Linked DNA regions of Mus musculus: region 2 is linked to region 1. Evidence: chromatin loops called from intact Hi-C (ENCODE). Cell type or tissue: heart. All regions are shown on one strand.

What was found. Peaks named below come from ENCODE experiments on the same cell type or tissue, not always from the same donor. Only the 100,000 strongest peaks of a DNase experiment are listed, where the experiment ranks them.
Region 2: a loop joins it to region 1, with 3 times the contacts of the local background. A loop is called at or near these places in 5 of 42 quality-filtered maps.

What each region holds. Positions count from the first base shown.
Region 1 is chr7:25,128,713-25,136,712 of GRCm38, forward strand. Pou2f2 (POU domain, class 2, transcription factor 2) reads right to left here and starts at 3,748. Exons shown (of 15, transcript NM_001163554.1): 1 at 3,713-3,748. The coding sequence starts at 3,740. In heart, a CTCF peak has its summit at 4,562 (motif pointing right); DNase peaks (open chromatin) are centred at 1,029, 3,789 and 4,589; H3K4me3 peaks cover 1,214 bases; H3K27ac peaks cover 416 bases; H3K27me3 peaks cover 7,330 bases.
Region 2 is chr7:25,405,177-25,413,176 of GRCm38, forward strand. Cxcl17 (chemokine (C-X-C motif) ligand 17) reads right to left here and starts at 7,710. Exons shown (of 4, transcript NM_153576.2): 1 at 7,526-7,710. The coding sequence starts at 7,604. All of the region lies in intron 3 of 4732471J01Rik (RIKEN cDNA 4732471J01 gene), which reads left to right. In heart, a CTCF peak has its summit at 4,387 (motif pointing left); no DNase peak of the experiment used is centred here.

The sequences.
Region 1 (8,000 bases):
TAACTTGTCCAGGTTAGCCTTGAACCTGCAATCTCTTGGCCCCTGCCTCCTGGGTAGGTGTAGTGTGGCCTGGGCCGATAGTCCTGCCTGTTTTGTTTTGTTTTGTTTTGTTTTGAGCTGTGTGTTATTGTAGGTTTTCTTGTTTTGTTTTTTGAGAGAGAGGGTGGGGAGGGAGTGTTGAGGCAGGGTTTTTCTATGTAGCCTTGGCTGTCCTGGAACTCACTCCGTAGACCAAGCTGGCCTCAAAAGTGACATTCCCCTTGTATTAACCTGCTGAGCACTAGTAAACAAGAAGGAAGTATCACATGGTCAGAGCTCCATCTGTACTGTAAGCCAAATGATGTCAGGGCTCAGGGCATCAGCCATTGAAGGCTCTGTCTCTGCTTCAGTCCAGGGCTGAAACAGCCCGAGTCACAGCCATCAGCTGTGCAGAAATGCCGTTGCCACCACCACCCAGACACTGCTGTCAGTGTGTGACCCGGGCTTCCAGATTTATTAAAACATGTACTAGTGCATGGACATGTGCGTGTGCGTGCGTGCGTGCGTGCGTGTGTGTGTGTGTGTGTGTGTGTGTGTGTGTGTGTGTGTGTGTTTTATAGCTAGAACCCAGGGCTTTGTGCAGGCTCAGCAAGTGCTCTACCACAGAACCACACTCCCTTCCCTGAACACTCAGATTTTTAAAAGTCCCTCCAGGTTATTGATTTCAAGGAGCTCTAAAACCCTGGTGCCTCCCGAAGCCTCAATCACATGGAAAGGCTGGGTGGCTACTTATGGTGGCCCTTCCCTGTCACCCCAGGTCAAGTGTGACGTCTTGCAAGGAAAAGTACCAAGTTCTCTGGCCTTGTCCCTTAAATTCCACCACCTCAAGCCAGATCCACCCCAGGCTGCCCAAATTCTGAGTTCACCCTCAGTTGCCCCAAATGGGCCAGGCCGGGGACCCTGGGTCCCTCTGCACTCCCTGGCCCTCCCTCCCCTACTTTCACTTCTCCTCTGCATTTCCCCCAGCCAGTTTTTAGCAGGCTTAGTCTAGCTTCTCGTTAGTACTTACCGAAATCGGGGCTAAATATAGAGAACCGGAGGACTGCCCCTCACCCTCCCGGCCCCACTCGGGCTGTCCCCTGGGTCCTCTGCCTCCACAGCCGGCATCGAGTTTATGGCCTGGGAGCCCCCATGGGCAGGGTTGGGCGCTACCGGGAACCTCTGTGGACTCAGTTGGCCCTGCCCCTTGTCTCCTGAGGAGGGCCACCTCACACCTCCCAACCCTACAGCTGTCCCAGGTAACCTCAAGGGACCAAACAGTGCTGTGCTATCAGGACGGAGGGATGGAGGAGGGATGGAGATCCAGGTGATGGACACAGCAAGAGCAGTGGTATACACAGCTACAGCCAGCAATGCCAAACTCTGTGCATAGGTGTGCATAGATCCCAGGGAGGACTAAGTGCATGCCCAGGGCATCGCCCTTCACAGCCTCTGTTTGGAGCAAATGAATGTCTAGGGTAGATGCCATCCAAGGCAAGCCCCCACCAACACTGCACTGGAAGTCCTGCATGTGGCACAGGTTCAAGGCTTGGTCTACAACACCCTGGTTTTCCACCTGACAATTCTGCTGTCTATCCTATCCCCTAAGCAGCTATTCCTTAAGCCCATAGATGGAGGGGTTGGGGAAATGGCCAAACACCACGAGGGTCTGAGTTCAAGTCCCTAGATATCCATTTTCAAAAATGCAGGGATGTGAGTCTGTAACAGATAAGATGGCAAGACAAGAGGGGGAGTTGGCCAACCAACCAGCGTGTGTCAAGACAGAAGGCAAGGACTGACATCCTGAGGTTGACCTCTGACCTCCACACAGACTTGTCCACACTCACATTTGCATGTGCGCGCGCACACACACACACACACACACACACACACACAACCTATAGGGAGACACACACTCAGATGATGCCATAGGGTGGTGTATAAAAAAACCAACCCCATCCAGATACATGCATACACACATGCACTTACTCATATCCAGAGTGACACACACACATTCGCATATTCAAAGGCACAGGCAATCTGATATGCATACACCCGTGTCCAGAGTCAGTTCATTCTGAGAGGTAACCACGAAGACCTCTGAGACTCTCCAGGGTGGAGAGCCTGAGATCAGACGGTGAGTGATCTGCCCGAGGCCACACGATGTATTAATCACATCCTTACGATGGATTGATTCTTGCCAATGCTACACGGTGAAAACCCATAACAGTTCTCCTGGGTAGGACTTTTTCTTTTTTTTTTCACCCTACAGAAATCCCCAGTAAAAAGTCTAATGCTTTGTCCAGTGGCTACAAGTTCTCACTTGAAATGAGTCCATAGTGAAGCCGCTATATGTGTGCAGATGGCAGTCTGGACTTCATATGTACACTGAACAAGTAGATATGTGTACACCCACACGGCCACCTCAGTAAATAAATACCTGTCAATCCTCATCTTTCTACTGTCTACCACCATCATTTTTATATCCTAGCTCAGAGAACTCCTCCAGGAAGCCCTCCCTACTACCATGACAACAGAACTAGATAACTTCTGGACTCTATCATCTCTGCTCCACCCTCCACCCTCCAATCCCAGGTCTGATCACCACAGGATTGTCCTTTCCACTGAACTCGTGACTCCAGAAAAGCAGACCTGAAGCTGCCTAGCCCTGATATATCTTCAACACCAATATCCAACATAGAACGGCCCGGTAACCAGCGGTTGTTGAAGGGACTTGGCGATGCCCCCCACATACTGATGCATGTTGGACGGATGCACGCCAAGCCAACACTCACACCTACGGTCACCCAGGAGCTCGACGCACACTCGACCAAAGCTCCAGAAAAGCAGTCATGAAGTACTGATCCTTGGAATATCTCAGCACTGGTATTATCACCTTACACTTCCCAGTACTCTGCTGAGGTATGCTAAGTCTGCGCAGAGATGCATACCTTCTACGAAATGAGTCCCCAAGCGCAAATCACCTGATACGGTGCCTGCACCGTATCCAGCTCACCCAGGCAAGCATGTAGTAACTCAAAGACATAGAATGCATGCGCCACGGAGAAAGTCAGAGCAGGATAAGGAGACTGAGGGATATATAAGATTAGTGCCATTTTGCAGAATAAATGAAGTGGATCAAGAAGAAATCACTGCTACGGGCACACAGGAATGCCACGCACAGCAGCCCTCCCCCCTGCACACCCAGGAGAAATAGCAATAAGCACAGGACGCAGGACACCACACCCACACTCACACATATGCACACCTGCACCACACAAACGCAACTGCTTGGTCTTCCAAACCTGTTGCAGCCCTGTGTCTAAAGAATCGCCCACGCTGCCCAGCCCACCAGTTCCCCATATGAAGTCCAGCAAAAAACAAAACAAAACAAACAAACAAACAAACAAAAAACCACATGACCCTTCCTTTTTCCTGTTCCCTCAGTGGGGAGACAGACTGGAAGTATACCCCCCCACACACACACCCCATGCCTAATGCAAAACAGTATCAAAGAGGAGCTGAGGAGGGGGACTAGGTGAAGGAAGGAAAAGATGTTACTAAAGCACGGGGCCTCCCAAACAAGGGGGACAGCCGAAGAGGAGGTGCAGGAACCGTTGGCAGAGGTGGTCAGCAGAACGGCCCTAATATGCTATTTGTCCTCGCCACCCATGAGAAGGCATCAGCCTCTTACCTGGAGCCCCCATGCTGGAATGAACCATGCTGCCCGCCAGCCAGGGCTGGGGAACAACTGTGTCATCTCCCCGCCCTCTCTGGGGGCCAGCCCTCCCTGCCGGAAGTCACCCCGGGAGGAAACCACAGGGCCGGTCCGCCCCCTTCGGAAGGGAAAATACCCTGGCCCACAGGCCGACCCCAGCGGCCCAGGCGACCCCAGATCATGAGTGTATTTGAGTAGGGGCTTAGTCGGGTGGAAAGCGAGGACGCTGGAAGAACTGACTCTTGCTGGGGCCACACTAGGAGGTATCTATACAGTCCTTCTGCCCCCGCAGCACGGAGGGGTGGGGGCGAACACATCTGGAACAGGGCGTGTGGGGCTGTGAGAGAAGGTGAGGCTATACAATAACAATGGCAAACACAATTTGAGGTTTGTTCGAGGAGGGATCTCTCAGTGCCTAACCCTGCACCTCCCACGTAACAGGTGTCATAGTTTGACAGTATTTTGTGATTCGTCTTACAAACGACAAGACTGAAGATCAGAGAAGGGAGCAGTGGCTTTCTCAAGGATCCAGGGCCAAGATGCATCAAAGTAAAAAAAAAAAAAAAAAGGGGATGCTCAGGATGCTGTGGACAGACCAAGGCTTGCAACCTGTGCCACAGGTAAGGCATCCCGGGCCAATAGTGCCCATGAGCAGTGGCACAGTGGCAGTTAGGGCGAGGGGTGGAGGCCTAAGTCAGAGACAGCTAGAAGCCTGTCAGAGGGCAAACGCGTGCACCCGGGGCAGTGGAGCTGAGCTTGAGTCCTCAGGGTTCCTGTGGAGCGCTTTCAGCGAGCCGCTCCGCTCTCAGTCCTGCGGTTTTCCTGAAGCCCGCCAGAGGGCGGCAGCGTCCAGTCAATGGGCAGGAGGGCGGGGCCGGCTTCAGAGGAGGGAGCCCCGCCCTCCGCTCCATCCCGGCCCGCATCCTCCCCCGCCCCGCGCGCACACCTGCGAGGGTCACACAAAGGCGCAGGACTCGGGCGCACAGTAGCGCAGACAAAGGCAGGCGCGAGCCAACTGCCCTCTTCTCCCTCTCAGCTTCCTGGAGTCCGAGTTGCTGAGCTGCCTTGGCATCTCTTAAACAGTTCTCCTATCCACTAGGGCCATCCAGGACACTTTACACCCCAAGTGGAGGGTCCCCCAAACCACACGCGTGCACACATAGACGGCTGGATTCATCCTTCTACATACATGCATACACTGAAGTATTTCTTCTCAGACCAACCCTCCAGCATTTCACACGAATGCACACACAGAGATTCACTAGTGCACATCTCTACCATGGCCCCAATATCACCCCTCCCCGCAGACCAAGCTTCATCAGCTACATATGCTCTACTACTTCACCCAGACCCACAGGGCAGAGGGCACATCTACACATATGGCCAACGCAGGCCAGGTTACATGTGCCCACACTCCCATGTGCACAGCCATGAAGGACACAAAGAACTACATGGGTGCCCTCTGCCCCCAGCCCTGTGCAGGTGGACACCCCAAGACCTGGCAGATGGTCCTGACAGGAACGAACTCAGCTCTTAAGCTGCACACAGAGGGGACAGTTCCTGGGCATCTACACTCTATAATATCCCATTATCGGAAAGACCATTTCAGAGGGCATTTGCCGACCGCACAGCGGCTGGCGGCAGATTTTCTATACACGAGGGTCTTCCCAGCAGAAGTTGGGGGCAGTAAGGTAGCAGGTTTTTGTCTTGAAGCCTGATTTACCCAGTAAGCTCCATTTTCATTTAGGATTTATCTTTTGAGGGAGTGGTGGTACTTAGCACGATATGGAGGGATACAACCCAGACAAGGCCCCTCCCCCATAGTCTACCCTTTACCAATTCAACATCGTGCAGGCCAGAGACACATTCACCAGGCTGGGTCCCAGATGGTGATCTAGGAAAAGAAGGGACACCCATTTCCAGTGAGGCCCTCCTGGATCTTCAAGTGAGGCCAGAGTGGGAAGGCCTCGATGGTTCCCTAAGGATAAATTCTATTCCTATGGCCTTCCGTGCTGAAAGCTGTGTCTGAGTCTCTGGGCCTATGCAGGAGATGCTGAAGGAGGGGAGAAAGACAAAGGGGCAGAGTGTGGGGCACATGGCTTAGATGGTGAGGGGAACTGGCAGATTGGAATGGGATAGGTAGGGTGTGGAGAGCGGCTTCCCTGCCAAGGAAGGGGTCTGGACCCTCATAATGAGTAGGGTAGGTAGGGAATAGGCATTGGGGAGCAGTGGGGGCCACACTGAGGTGCAGGGAACCTGCGGGGAGGCAGCATAGAGGAGGCCAGGCTGGGCTCAAGGCTGAGCGGTAATTAAAGGAGACGCAGGGGGCTCCCCAGGGCCAGCGGGGCCGGTAACTGACACGCGGGCCCCATTGCTCCGCTCATATTTCTCGCCGGATCGATACGTTTGACTCCCGACAAGACAATAATCGCTTGTACGCGGCCGGCGAGTCGATCAAATACATTATTAGAGCGAGGTCCCCCGGGGGCCCGCTGGGGAGCCGTAGGGGGGAGCAGCCAGCCCACCGGGGACAGAAGAGTGAGATTCTTCACCCCTCAGGGCCCCCTGCCATGGCCTCTTCCTCCTGGCCACCCCTGGGGATCCTCTCCATGGCTCGGTTCCTCTCTCTCTCTCTCTCTCTCTCTCTCTCTCTCTCTCTCTCAGCTCCTTCTATCATTAACAATCTCATCACCTAGCCATGGCCTTATCCTTGGTCTGCGCAGGGACCCAAAAGATCTGTCCCCACAGGCGATGCTCTTATCAGTAGGACTGAGGCTAGCAGGTGTTCAGAGAGGCCCCTCAGACCCCTAGCCTGGTGGGAGATAATGAAATGGAGTCAGGCCAAGGAATTGGGAGTTGAGAGAGATGAACTTGGGCCTAAGAGTCAAGAGTAGCAATCTTCAATCCAGACTCCATTCCGGATGTAAACATGAGAGACTTCAGGAGAGCCCGGGTCAAGGGGCAGCCTCTGGGGCATTAAAGGACTTAGGGGCCTAAACAAACAGGAAAGCATATTGTTAGGGGTAGGTGGCAAACAAACTCACAGACACAGGGATATGGAGCTGCTCTCAGGACCCTAGGCTCTTTCCAGCCATACTCAACCTCAGCTCTGGGCTGTCTGTATCATGTGGCCATCTCTTGCCCACTCCCTTGGCATCTGGGCTCAAACCTAGCTCTTTTAATTGTAAAAATGTTTACTTTCTCTTATGTGTATGCGTGTTTTGTCTCCATGTCTGTCTATGCACCAAGTGTGTTCCTGGAGCCCACAGAGGTCAGAAGAGGGCACTGGAGTCCCTCGAATTGGAGTCACAGCCAGTTGTGAGCTGCCATGTGGGCGCTGGGAACTGAACCCAAGTCCTCTGCAAGAGCAGCCACTGCTCTTACCCACTGAGCCATCTTGCAGCCCCTTAGACATACCTCTTGTTTACACAGTTCTTCATCTCTTTGATGTGAGGCTCACTCAGGACTGCTTCCCCGATAGCCCCAAATCAATCATGTCATGGAGCTGGGCATGCTGTTCAGACAGAGCGCTTGCTAACATGGACAAACATCAGCAGTTCACAAAACTAGGCACAGTAGCACATACCTGTAACGCTGGCATTGGAGGGTGAAGACAGAAGGATCAGAGGCTCAGAGTCTACATAATAAGTTCAAGATTCGCCTGGGCAACATGTGACCCTATCTCCAAAAACAAGCTAACAGAAAAATCAAATTCTTTAAGGACTATCTACTGACTTAAGATTCAGCGGTGGTGGCAGCAGGAGCATTCCTGCCTGTTTTGGGCTATTTGAGCCAACGTGTTATTCCTAAATCTTTATGACCATCTGAGGATATGAGTTTGCTATCTCATTGTACTGAGGAATTAGGGCACAGAGAGGTAACATCAGCTGCTCTGAGTCACACAGCATGTGGCTAGTGGAGTGAGGATTCAAACCCAAGTCTCTCCTCTCTAGGGCTTGCTCTCTCCTGTGGGCTTCCTAGAGCTCCTGGGTTTTAGGGATTAGGAGTCAGCATTCACTCAACTGTGGGCCTCTTTGTTAAACTCTGAAATCTTTCCTGTTACCTGACAGCCAACAGGGTGTGATGCCCTCTGCCTTCTTGACCCTGGGATCCCCTCTGCTAAAGCCTACAGTTCTAAGAATCGGTCTCTTTTCTCTTCTTTCTGGTTGGGGGAGCAGGGTTTCACTCACTAAATGAGTTCACTGGCTTTGAATTCACAGAGATTCACCTGCCTCTGCCTCTGCCTCTGCCTCTGCCTCTGCCT
Region 2 (8,000 bases), 280 kb after region 1:
TCCAGCAATTTCTCTAACACTGACTCCCCATTGCTGGGATTACAGATGGGTACTAACTATGCTTGAATTATTCTTGTACAATTAACGACTTGAAATCTGTTGTGTACTGAACTCTATCCTCCCACCTTAATGTACTGAAGATCTAACCTCCACTACCTCAGGATGGGCGTATTTGGAGAATAGGGTTCTGAGAATAGTAATTAAGCCAAAATGAGGCTTTTGTGATGTTCTCCAATAAGAAAATTAGATTTGAGCCAGGTGTGGTGGCGCACGCCTTTAATCCCAGCACTTGGGAGGCTGAGGCAGGCGGATTTCTGAGTTCGAGGCCAGCCTGGTCTACAGAGTGAGTTCCAGGACAGCCAGGGCTACACAGAGAAACCCTGTCTCGAAAAACAAAGACAAAAAAAAAAAAAAAAAGCAACAAAAAAAGGAAATTAGATTTGAACATACAAAAAAAAAAAGGACCTTAAAGATATGTACACACAAAAGAACAGTCACGTGACTGATGATACAACAAGATGCTAAAGGAGTATGTCCTCTTAAAACCTCTGTGTTGCTGGGCAGTGGTGGTGCACACCTTTAATCCCAGCACTTGGGAGGCAGAGGCAGGCAGATTCTGAGGTTGAGGCCAGCCTGGTCTACAAAGTGAGTTCCAGGTCAGCCAGGACTACACAGAGAAACCCTGTCTCGAAAAACCAACCAACCAATCAAGCAAACAAACACCCTCTGTGTTGTGGCTGAGAAGACAGAGCAGCAGTTAAGAGCACTTACTGCTCTTGTAGAGGTCCTGAGTTCATAGCAGTTCATAACCTACTGTAACTCCGATTCCAGGGCACCTGACTCTTTTCTGACTTCTCATGTGCATATACATACATTTAGACAAAGAAATCATATACATAAAATAACAACAGATGAGTCTTTTAAAAACAAGCCTTCCTGCTGCATCCTAATCCCTAATATGACAGTGTGAGGAAGTGGGAGCTTTGTGGGGCAGTTAGGTCATGAAAGTGGAACTCCCATGAATGAGATTAATGTCCTTGTGGAAAGGGACCTCTGAGAACTTTTAGTCTCCAGTGTATGAGAACTGATTGTCTGCACTCTGGAAGATGACTCTTACTTGAATTCAGTCCTGCCGAAACCGTGATCTTAGAAGTCCTACTTTTGGAACGATGGGAAATAAGTTCCTGCTGTTCTAAGCCATCCGGCCACCAGTGCGCACCATACCAATCCCAACTAAGATGGCAGCCATTTGTCTGGCAGAGAGAGAGAGGCCTTAGAAGAGACCCAGACCTTCAGAAATGTGAGAAAAATCAATTTTGTCCTTGAAGCCTCCCAACTGTGGTATTTTGTTATGACACTCCTAGCAACCGTAAACAAAACCTACCTCCCTCGCTAGCTTCAGTACTGATGGAGCTAAGAGCTCCTGGCCACGGTAGGCACTGAGTAAGTGTTTATTCAGTAGGTGGATGGATGGCCGACTCCTCAGAGGTTCAGGCCTCCTGTTTCCCAGACATGCCCATTTTGCCACACAGACGGGTGGCATTGCATCATTTCCCCGGTACTGGTTTCCAGTGTTCTCATGTGCTGTTCTGAGTGCTACTAAAATAATTTAGATGGGGACAGCCCTTGCCTTCAAAATATTTTCCTAGCATTTTTCTCCTGTGTGGCCTTTATTTCTTATTTCGGTGTAAATCTATAAATATTAAAGCCAGAGAAATCTTGTAAATGATTTAGTTGAATCCCTATATATAGAAGTTTTAAAATTCTAGATGGTTACATTTAGAAATGTAGACATTGTAACTTTAATTTGAAAGTACAGCAGACTTCATCATCATCAACAACAACAACAACAATATTTTTGCTTTGAGGCCTGCTCTCGTAGTTCAGGATAGTCTGGAACTCAGCTACAGAAGTGTTCATGACAATTTCCTGGTTCTTTACATTTTCATTTTGCAAGTATGAGTGTCTCACTTGCATGCACATCTGTGCACCACTGGTGTGTCTGGTGACTGAAGAGGCCAGAGAAGGCATCAGATCTCCTGGAACTAGAGTTATAGACATTTGAAAGCCACCTGGGATTTGAACCCAGGCCCTCGAAAGAACAGCCAGTGATTTTAACCATTGAGCCATCTCTCCAGCCCCTCCTGTTTTTAAAGATTTATTTTTATTTTGATGTGAGTAGTATATTGGCTCCATGTGTGTCTGTGTAGCATAAGCATGCAGTGTCCACAAAGGCCAGAAGGAGTCAGATCCTCTGGGACTGGAGTTATACAGAGTTGTGAGCCATGTAGATGCTGGGAATTGAGCCCTGGGTTTTCTGGAAGAACAGCCAATGCTCTTAACGTTAACTGAGCTATCTCGAGCCGGGCATGGTGGCCCACGCCTTTAATCCCAGCACTTGGGAGGCAGAGGCAGGCGGATTTCTGAGTTTGAGACCAGCCTGGTCTACAAAGTGAGTTCCAGGTCAGCCAGGGCTACACAGAGAAACCCTGTCTCGAAAAAACCAAAAAATAAAAACCAAAAACCAAACCAAAACAACAACAACAAAAAAACCCCAAATAAAACAAAAACCACTGAGCTATCTCTCCTGCTGTGGTTTTCATTGCTTTTTAATTTACAATTTTATTATTTATTTATTCAGTGTGTGTGATAGTGCATATGTAGAGGTCAGAGGACAACTTTCAGAAGTTTGTTCTCCTTCCACAATGTGGCCCTGAGAATCAAAATCAGGTGCCAGTCTTGGCAAAACAAAGGTTTTTACCTGGTTTTTATCTTGCCACCAACTTCTCTCTCTCTTTTTTTTTTCCTCCCAAAGACAAGGTTTCTCTGTGTAGCTCTGGCTGTCCTAGAACTAGCTCTGTAGACCAGGCTGGTCTTGAACTCGCAGATCTACATGCCTTTGCCTCCTGAGCACTGGGATTGAAGTTGTGGGCCACTACCACATGGCAACTCTTTTTCTAATTAAAAAAAAAATCCCAGTTTTGATCATGGTATTGTGGTAAAATGTAAATGAGGGTTATGATATTGCTCAGTGGTTAGAGGTGCCTACTAGCCAGGTCTGACTCCCTAGATTCAACTCCAAGACCCACATGATAGAAGGCAAGAACCAACTCCTAAAAGTTGACCTCTGACCTATACACTTCATGCACCATGGACTCCCAATAAGTAAACAAACAAACAAACAAACAAACAAAAAACGGAAAAAGTTATTTGAAAAAATATGTGAAAGCAATAATGAAACTCTTCATAATGTTTTAAAAACATGAAAAATTAAAAGTTAAAAATAACAAAATACGGAGCTGGAGAGGTGGCTCAATGGTTAAGAGCACTGACTACTCTTCCAGAGGTCCTGAGTTCAATTTCCAGCAACCACATGGTGGCTCACAACCATCTGTAATAAGGTCAGATGCCCTCTTCTGGTGTGTATGAAGAGATCAATGTTGTACTCATATACATTAAATACATACATACATACATACATAAATCTTAAAGAAAAACAAAATACACTAGGTTAAAAATATTTATTTATGGGTTAGAGAGCTCACTCAAAGGTTAAGAGCACTGGTTACTCTTCTGGAGGTCCTGAGTTCAATTCCCAGCACCTACGTGGTGGCTCACAACCATCTGTAGTAAGATCTGGTGCCCTTTTCTGGTGTGTAGGCAGAACACTGTATATATAGTAAATAAATCTTAAAATTCCCTGGAGTTGGAGTTACAGGCAGTTATGAGCTGCCAAATACATCTGCTGTGAACTGAACCCAGGTCCTATGCAAGAGCAGCCAGTGCTCTTAACTGCAGAACTATCTTTAACTCCCATTACATTAGATATTTGTGAGGACAAAATGAGGTAACTATATTCATTATAACACTGAAAACAGTGCCTGCAGCACAGGATTTACTAATACATGTCAGCTATTATAAATATATTAGAAATAGTGAATAATCTATTATTATAAGTAATTTATCCATAATATTATTATATATTCTCATGTATTTCTTTTTTCCTTCTCTTTTAAGATTAGAAGGTAAAGTAAGATCAGATTAAAAAACAATGTGTATGGGTGTTTTGCCTGCCTGTATACCAGTGCACCAAATTCATACAGTACCCACGGAGACCATAAGAGGGCGTCAGATCCCTTGGAAGTGAACTTACAGACATGGGTGATGAGAATCAAACCAAGGTCTTTTTGGAAAAGCAGTCAGGTCTTTCAACCACTGAGCCAGAGCACTCTAGCTTGTAAGATAAATTTTATTTTCAGAATTGATTTGGAAATTATGTATAGGTCATTTCCTCTGGCTACTAAATGGTTCAGATGTATGTGAACATTGTGAAACTTGTTGGCTAGAAAAGCTCTGGACCACCACCTAGCTCATGTTGTTTGTGACAGCGCCATCTGGAGGCTCAAAGAAGTTAAGTAACTTAGCAAGTTTGCAAAGCAAGTGGCAGAGGCACAAAGCCTTGACTTCAATGCATAGTGTAAGAATTTGGGGAGTCTAAATGTGGAGTGGTGTGTAAATGTTGCGGCCAAGCTGTATTTATTAACTTGGAGTGGTCCCTTGCAGGGAACATTGACCAGTGACTGGCTGATATTTTTTAGCTTTCTTTTTTTTTTTTTAAAGACATTTTTTATTAGATATTTTCTTCATTTACATTTCAAATGCTATCCCCAAAGCCCCCTATACCCTTCCCCCACCCTGCTCCCCAACCCACCAACTTCTGTTTCCTGGCCCTGGCATTCATTTTTAGCTTTCTTTTTTTTTTTTTAAAGTTTTTTCTTTTTCTTTTTTTTTTTATTCTTTTTTGTTTTTATTATTAGGTATTTTTCTCGTTTACATTTTCAATGCTATCCCAAAGGTCCCCCATACCCACCCCCCCAATCCCCTACCCCCCCACTCCCCCTTTTTGGCCCTGGTGTTCCCCTGTACTGGGGCATATAAAGTTTGCAAGTCCAATGGGCCTCTCTTTGCAGTGATGGCTAACTAGGCCATCTTTTGATACATATGCAGCTAAAGACAAGAGCTCCCGGGTACTGGTTAGTTCATATTGTTGTTCCACCTATAGGGTTGCAGTTCCCTTTAGCTCCTTGGGTAATTTCTCTAGCTCCTCCATTGGGGGCCGTGTGACCCATCCAATAGCTGACTGTGATCATCCACTTCTGTGTTTGCTAGGCCCCGGCATAGTCTCACAAGAGAGAGCTATATCTGGGTCCTTTCAGCAAAATCTTGCTAGTGTATGCAATGGTGTCAGCATTTGGAAGCTGATTATGGGATGGATCCCTGCACATGGCAATCACTAGATGGTCCATCCTTTCATCACAACTCCAAATTTTGTCTCTGTAACTCCTTCCATGGGTGTTTTGTTCCCATTTCTAAGAAAGGGTAAAGTGTCCACACTTTGGTCTTCGTTCTTCTTGAATTTCATGCGTTTGGCAAGTTGTATCTTATATCTTGGGTATCCTAAGTTTCTGGGCTAAAATCCACTTATCAGTGATTTTTTAGCTTTCTTAACTGGAGGTTTATTTACTATTGGTGATTAGTGGATAGAGGCCCACACAGCAAAGCATTGTTCACCACCACACTGAAGTAGTAAACTTGGTCCTGTAATCCCAGCTATTTGGGAGGTGGAAGCAAGAAGATCACAAGTTCAGGGAAGTCTGGGAAATAATAAAGGTCATGCATCAACCAAAATAGGGGCAGGCAGGTGGGCATGGTGGCCGTGCACACCTTCAGTCCCAGCACTCGGGAGGCAGAAGCAGGTGGATACATCTGAATTCAGTGCCAACCTGGTCTACAGAGCAAGTTCCAGGACAGCCAGGGCTACACAGAAAGACCTTGTGTGTCTGCAAGTGTAGCTGGCAACATACACACAAGTGTACACACAGCCCAGCCAAGATCCACTTCCCAGACCTTCCCAACCTCTCCTGGAAAAGTCAAAGATTTTCTCAGAAAAACAAACAAACAAAAAATAGAGGCATGGCTGTAATTCAGTGACACACTGCTTGGTTAGCATGCATGGGCACCCCCCTCCCCCATACACACACACTAGCAACAACAAGAAAAAACCAACACTATCATACCTTGGCATATGAGTCATAGAAGTGAATCATTTTGAACTTAGAAACCTGAGCCCTTAGCTAATATTGATTGTTATGTGGGATAGTGTGAAGATTATGGGAACAATGCATCAGTTTGTACCCCCAAGGTGGTTAAGGTTACAGTCTGCAGGGCAGGAGAGGTAGAAGAGGTGCCCCCAGTGTGAGACAGACCATGATGTACAAAGAGTCCTGACTGAGCTGTGCATAGTCAGCGTGGAGAGCAGAGGAGTGGAAAGGTGTTAGCCTTTGAATTAGATGTGTGAGTAAAGTTGAGCTGGTTTGAAAACACAGGACCTGTTGGGGATCAGCAGCCTAGTATGGTTGGAGCATAAGTGCATCTTTGTGAATGAAAGAAAGTGGACTGGAAAGGTGTGTTGTGACTAGAGCTTTGAGTTCATGGGGAGGACTCTAGCCCTGGTGCCCATATAGTGATAGAGAAGCCTTCCCTTCCAGAGTGGCCACTATGGGCCCCAGGACTGAAGAACTCAGAGAACTTTCCCTACAAAGGAAAGAAGTTGGACATTGCCAGAGGCAGGTGATCCTGGATTTAGGATCACATGATGCTGAGTATGCCACAGAGTACCTCACCCACAGGAGAAAGGTACATGGATAGAGATGATCTTGCTTCTGTGTGGTGGCTCTGTGAAGAGCTGGGAAACACTGGCTGTGGTGAAGACTAGAACAGATTCAGAACCTCTACCGAGTCTGCTTCAAAAGGGACAGACCATTCAACCAAGCCCGGGATGACTAAAATGTCTGCATGACTACTGCCTGCTAATAGGACTGACCTGGTTTGTATCATCACGAGCTTACTTGGCATACTCTAAAGTTATAGGACTCCTCATTTCTTTGCCTTCCACCACAAGCCTCCCACCCCCAGTTGAGCCCTGAGAAAATCTGTGACTTTTCCAGGAGAGGTTGGGAAGGTCTGGGAAGTGGATCTTGGCTGGGCTGTGTGTACACTTGTGTGTATGCTGCCAGCTACAGTTGCAGACATGTTGGGAATGTGCCTTAAAGTTTACAGAGTCCTTTGGGATAAAGAGGGTCCTTTCTTTTTGCTAATGAGGATTCTGGTACTGAGAAAGACTAACTTAATTACCCCAACTTGTTGCTAAAAGAGTATTTTAATGCACTTGTTGTTGGGTTTGCCATGTTTTCTACCCCATTTCTTCCCCACAAAATCAAATTAATCTTTGGTGTGCACATGGTTCTGGTGAAGTAGAAATTAATCTTGAGCCAGGCATGGTGGCACACCTATAATACTGGGACCCAGGATACTGTGGTCGGAAGAGTCCAAGTTTTCGGTCAGCCTGACTACATATCAAGAGCCTGTCTCAAGGGAGAGAAAAATAGAAGGGAGGAGGACGGACAAAATAAAGAGGAAGGGAGGGAGAGAAGGAGAAGAGAGAATATCATTTCATTGTATTTACCTGGGTTCGGGCTGCTGAAGACCATGGACATGAGCATCACTGGAAGCAACAGAAGGAAGGGAGAGGCTAGAAGCTTCATTGTGGCTGTCTGTTGGTTCTTAAAGGCTGTGTGGATTGTCACCAGTTAGAGGCTTCTGATTTCTTGTAACTGCTCAGGTGGAGTAGTGTCTACAATTTAATCCTACACAAGAACACCCTTGGGAAATCAAGAGCAGGAAGGCGGTGCTGGTCAGTTTAGTACCAGATTGGACCAGGTCTTTACGGGAATGTGGGAGGTAAAACTGGCCAAACAAAAGAAACCACACTCCAGAGAAAGGAACAAATGACTGACACCTTGGCATGTGTGTGTGTGTGTGTGTGTGTGTGTGTGTGTGTGTATGTATGCTTGACTCCTCCCCCACTGTGGGGGGTTTCATTCTCTAAGCTTTTTTCTCACTTGAATTTCCGTGTACCTTTTGGCTGTTTAGAGCAAAAC